2 separate regions of the Homo sapiens genome follow, and region 2 is linked to region 1. Evidence: chromatin loops called from intact Hi-C (ENCODE). Cell type or tissue: adrenal gland. All regions are shown on one strand. Links, peaks and the distances in the headings refer to the core of each region. The heading gives the core; the rest is flanking DNA.

What was found. Peaks named below come from ENCODE experiments on the same cell type or tissue, not always from the same donor. Only the 100,000 strongest peaks of a DNase experiment are listed, where the experiment ranks them.
Region 2: it touches region 1 in a loop (3-fold over the local background); 52 of 110 quality-filtered maps call a loop at or near these places.

What each region holds. Positions count from the first base shown.
Region 1 is chr15:101,256,868-101,259,785 of GRCh38, reverse strand. No RefSeq gene overlaps it. Among named protein-coding and RNA genes, the nearest start is that of CHSY1, 6.3 kb to the right of the region's middle. In adrenal gland, for the core only: a CTCF peak has its summit at 1,472 (motif pointing right); no DNase peak of the experiment used is centred there.
Region 2 is chr15:101,183,193-101,186,110 of GRCh38, reverse strand. All of the region lies in intron 2 of CHSY1 (chondroitin sulfate synthase 1), which reads left to right. Among named protein-coding and RNA genes, the nearest start is that of LRRK1-AS1, 33 kb to the right of the region's middle. In adrenal gland, for the core only: no CTCF peak of the experiment used is centred there; no DNase peak of the experiment used is centred there; H3K27ac peaks cover 815 bases.

The DNA of each region.
Region 1 (2,918 bases), core at 253-2,752:
GGCAGAGGTTGCAGTGAGCCGAAATTGTGCCACTGCACTCCAGCCTGGGTGACAGAGTGAGACTCTGTCTCCCCCCCAAAAAAAAAGAAAAAGAAAAAGAAAAAGTGCCCATCAATGGATGAATGGATTTTAAAATGTGGTACATATTCACAATGGAATATTACACAGCCATAAAAAGAATAAAATCTTGTCATTTGCAATAACATAAATGGAACTACTAAGGACATGTTAAGTGAAATAAGCCAGGCACAGAAAGACAAATATTGCACTCATATGTGAGACCATTTTTCTCATGGAGATAGAGAATAGAACGGTGATTACCAGGGATTATAAAGAGGGAATGATTAATGGGTACAAAAGTAGAGATAGATTAGAAGGAATATGATCTAGTGTTCAGTAGCACAATAGGGTGATTTAGTTAATAATTTATTGTGTATTTCAAAGTAACTAGAAGAGTAGAATTGGAATGTTCCTAACACAAAGAAATGATACATGTTTGAAGTGACCAGTTACCCTGATTTGATCATTACACATTGTAGGTTTGTATCAAATTATCACATGTACCCATAAATATATATGACTATTACATATCCACAAAAATTTTCAAAATACAGAAAAAAAAGTTTGCAGTTTTAGGAGAATTGCAAAGAAAACAGAAGTCTCAAAGAGGTCAGCAGCCCCTCATGGGGAGGAAGAGGGGCTCATTCCCTTTGCATTGGTGTTGGGGGGCTAATGAAAGCCCAGTGATGTAAACAACCTCTCTGACCTTTAACCCTGGCCCCTCCTCCCACTGCCCCAGATTCTATGCCCACCAGCCCCCATGGGACAAGATTTGCCGGGCTGAGGGAAGGCACTCTGATGACCTTTTGCATTGTGAGCATGTTTGATGCTGTGGGAGGCAGTGTGCCCAAGAGCACCCCAGACAACTCCGGATTTTGTACAGCCACATAGTGCTTATTTGGCTCAGACTTCGGCAGCAAGGACCTGCGGACAAGCTGTCCTGGGTGAGCTCCTCTGCAGCTTGAGATACCCATGCAGATGCAGGAAGACAAAAGCTTCTCAGCTAGCATCTACAGCCATGCGCAGTAACTTACGCTGGCTGACAGTTTGCATCTGTTGGGAGATAACTGACCCATTTCTCACATGAAAGCAGAGACTGTGGCTCTCAAACCACTCTGGGTATCAGAATCATCTTGGGTGCTTGCTAAACCTACCTACTTCCCTCAGAGTTTAGGGGGAGTTTCCAGCCGACAGCTTTTAATTCAACTTCTCTCATGTTACAGTGTCACCAGCTGGAGAACCACAAATCCAGAACCAGGGTATCACCTTGGAAAATGCTGGAATAGGCGATAATTAGAAGTAGGTTATTATTAACCATAAAGTAAAATGTCTGACCATTGTTCTTTAAGTCCAAGGTTAAACAGAAATCCTCACTTCGCAGGAATTAGCTGTGTACCACAAGAGGGTGCCATTGTCGCAAAGTTGTGGCACTGCCCTTCCAGCCCTTTGTTATATTCAATACGCTATCCAAGGAAATTTTGAAAATTATTTTTCTATGTTAAAAGGCTAAAAAAAGACATGACACAAGGCTCTAATATTATGGAAGGTCCGAGAATAAAGTACAAGGAGGAACACATATAAAACAAGGGAAATAAGGCTGGGTGCCGTGGCTCACGAACCTGTAATCCCAACACTCCAGGAGGCCAAGGCAGGAAGATCACTTGACCAGCCTGGGAAACAGAGCGAGACCCCATCTCAAAAAAAAAAAAAAAAAAAAGTTAGGCCTGTAGTCCTAGCTACTTGGGAGGCTGAGGTGAGAGGTTGGCTTGAGCCTGGGAGGTCAAGGTTGCCCTGAGCCAGGATGACTCCATTGCACTCCAGCCTGGGTGACAGAGACCCTGTCTTTAAAAAAAAATCATGGCCGGGCGCAGTGGCTCACACCTGTAATCCCAGCACTTTGGGAGGCCAAGGCAGGTGGATCACCTCAGGTCAGGAGTTCAAGACCAGCCTGGCCAACATGATGAAAACCCGTCTCTACTAAAAATACAAAATTAGGCGGGCATGGTGGCAGGCACCTATAATCCCAGCTACTTGGGAGGCTGAAGCAGGAGAATCACTTGAACCCAAGAGGCGGAGGTTACAGTGAGCCAAGATCACGCCTTTGCACTCCAGCCTGGGCAACAAGAACAAAACTTAGTCTAAAAACCACAAAAAGGGCCAGGCACGGTGGCTCCCGCCTGTGATCCCAGCACTTTGGGAGGCAAACATGGGCAGATCATGAGGTCAAGAGATTGAGGCCATTCTGGCCAATATGGTGAAACCCTGTCTCTACTAAAAATACAAAAATTAGCTGGGCGTGGTGGTGCACATCTGTGGTCCCAGCTACTGGGGAGGCTGAGGCAGGAGACTCGCTTGAACTGGGAAGCGGAGGTTGCAGTAAACTGAGATCGCGCCACTGCACTCCAGTCTGGAGACAGAGCGAGACTCTGTCTCAAAGAAAAAAGAATATGTGATATATACATAAATATATATATATATATCACATATACTATATATATATATAAATTATATATATATATACACATCAGTGATATCAATGATATTTATCAGTGCCCAATTGGGAAATCTTGCCCACACACTTCAACTGCCCTCATTTTCTCCACCCCCCATTAGGCCATCACTTTTATTTCTTGTGCATCCCTCTAGTGTTTTGTTATAAAAACACTAGCAAACTTCTTATTCTTTCTGCTTTCTGTTTTGTGCCATTTCAGTAGAGAGAGCGCCTCCTTGCTGTGGTTTACAGCTGCACAATAGTTCATTCTCTGATGGGTGCGCCTTTGTGTATTTATCCATTCCCCTATACATGAACACTGGGGTCTGATCTTTTACTATCACAAACAGTGTCGCAGAGAATAACC
Region 2 (2,918 bases), core at 154-2,653, 74 kb after region 1:
CTGGAACTCCTGGGGTTGCAGGCATGAGCCACCATGCCTGGCCTGACTATACTACTTAAGGGTCAGGGACTTCAACAATTTCCTGTTGAATGCAGGAAATTGCCTGGAGCTCAGTAATTAAATGCTACCTGCGTGTTTCCTACTTAATGGCATTCTGGTGGTGAGCAGTGACGTAGCCCATAATATGAGGGAAAGCAGGGAGATGGTTGGAGATGTAGGCGTTAAACGCTTAATGACCAGCATTTCTCCTTGATGTGCCTAGAGCAAAATGATTCAGTTTCATCTCACCCACAGCATGCCTCTTAAATACGCATCCTCAAAGAAAAATGAAAGGTAGGAAGTAGGGAAAACCCAAATCACAGCAGAGAAACTGGAAACTTGGTGAGGTTAAAAAAAAAAAAAAAAAAAAAAGATATTTCGAGGAGAACATTGCAGGGGATTCAAAAGTTCAGTACAAATGGCCGCCTTGCCACAGAGGCAAAGATTCCATCCAGAAGCACTGAGATCTCTTGATGTGGTCACATGGGAGGGCTACCTGGGAAGGCGGGGAAGGGGGATGGAGGGTGCTCCATGGAGGGCGTTCACAGGGAAGGGGGATGGAGGGTGCTCCATGGAGGGCGTTCACAGGGAAGGAGGATGGAGGGTGCTCCATGGAGAGTGTTCACAGGGAAGGAGGATGGAGGGTGCTCCATGGAGGTTGTTCACACTCAGAGCAAGGGCTGGCCTGGAGGTCCCATGGCCCTGGAGCCTGGTGGGGCCCGTCAGGGCTTCCCTAGGTTTTCCTTCCTGCTCCATTCAGAAATCACAGATGATGTATGAATTTCTTTCCTAACCTGGCTTTAATATCTCATTGACATTTTTGCTTTGCATTATATTTCACATTTCCTGTTCTTAAAGAGCTCTAAAGACAGCATATTTGATTTCTGCCTCTCCATCTCCCATTCCACACGCTGAGGGTAACAAGAAAATGTTTCCCTACCTCTACACCAAAGCCATTTATGACAAGGCTTTGTACAGAAATTGGCTGAAGGGCACCACCCGAAGCCCATTTGGGCAGGTCTTGGTTAAGGTGGAGGTACTCGTCCTTACCTGCGACAGAGTGTCTGCTCACCTGTTGCTTAAACCCGCATCACCCTCTTTTAGAAAGGGAGAGCTATTTCCTTGACGTGAGTTTAGATTTTTTTAAAGATCATTACAGGTATGTGTTCCACCCAGTCTGTCAGGTAGGAACTTCTCTGTCTGAATTGTTTATATACCGTAGCAACATTAATAAATAATAAATTAATAAAAGTAACTCCTCTGGGACAGAGCAGGGGCCACCAGCCAGTCTGGGCGTAGACTTGGCTTTATTTTAAGTTCACTTTCTCTCAGGTGCTCCCTCCCCCAAGCATGTGCATGTGCACCACTCACACACACCTTTTTATCTTACAACAGATTTCTTTTTCATTAAAAAAAGAAAATGGCCGGGCTGGGTGGCTCACGTCTGTAATCCCAGGGCTTTGGGAGGCCGAGGCAAGCAGATTGCTTGATCCCAGGAGTTCAAGACCAGCCTGGGCAACCTGGTGAAACCCCATCTCTACAAAAAAATACAAAAATTAGCTGTATGTGGTGGTGTATGCTTATAGTTCCAGCTCCCTGGGAGGTGGAGGTTGCAGTGAGCTGAGATCACACCACTGCACTCCAGCCTGGATGACAGAAGGAGACCCTGTCTCAAAAAAAAAAAAAAATTATATATATATGTAACACATTTATTTCAAACTTGTAGAGTTTAGCCGGAAGGTACTTACAGCAACTTTCACTGTAGTTTAAAACCCTCAGTCTGTTTTACAGCTTCTACCAGCCTGTTTAGTCAATACTTTTCTCCATGTTCACCCCCTTAGCACACACACTCTGTGAAAGTAACAACCGTAGGCAGCTTCTAAAACACTTTGTGAAATGGATTCCTGAAAATGTGTGGGGATGTGTTGTCCTAGTGGGTGTGTGAGAAGTAGTCAGTCATGTAGAGGCCTCCCGTGGGGGCCCGCCCTCCCTGTGTGGGGTATGGACGGCCAGGAATAAAGTGTGCAGTCACATTTGGTCTAGGGAGTAAAAAAAAGGTGACCACTATATCATCTCTCCAGAGTAGTATATATTTTCTCTTTAAATATGCTGCTGATTTTTGCGTTTTAAAACACATCCTGGCCAGAGGAGCCCAGCCTTATCCTTGTATGCCGTTTACCATGTGTAACATATCGTGTCTGTCATCATCAGCTGTTTCCTTCTGTATGGATGTCATTCAACAATTTCTCCATACTTGCTCTGTTTAAAGACCTCACTTGTTATGAACTCGATGTGTCAAGCACTGAGCTGGACTCTGGAGATGGAGGCAGTGGGCACCCACACCCTCCCCCGTTTGCACGTGTTCCCGCAGCTGCTGCAGGGCTGTCCGTGTGGTGCCTCCTTGCATGGTCATTCTGGCCCATGCGTCTTGTTTCCTGGATCCTGTCATCTTCTTTACAGCTTTCTTTCCTTGCTTTAGAGGAACATATCCTTCAGTAGCTTCCTGGGAAGGAATGAGTGCAAGGTAAAATTGAGTCCTGAGTATCTGACATCTTTTGCTGTTCTCACTGGATGGATAGTTTGGGAAGAGAATTCTACACTGAGAATAATTTTCCACTCCTCCCACTTCTGAAGGCATTGTTCTTCAGCTCCCAGTGGTGTTATCTGTGTCCGGTGCCATTTCCATTTCTGATTATTTGTATATGCCCTTTTTCCTCCTCTGTGGAAATTTTTAGATTGCTTTTTCCTGTAGTTTTTATACTGGATACTTTTATACTGTACTTTTTATACTGGATACTTAGAGTTTAACCCAGGCACCTGACTCCCTTAATTCTGGATCCATTTTTTTATATTGTTGTTTTCCCTCCTGTGTGCTTTTT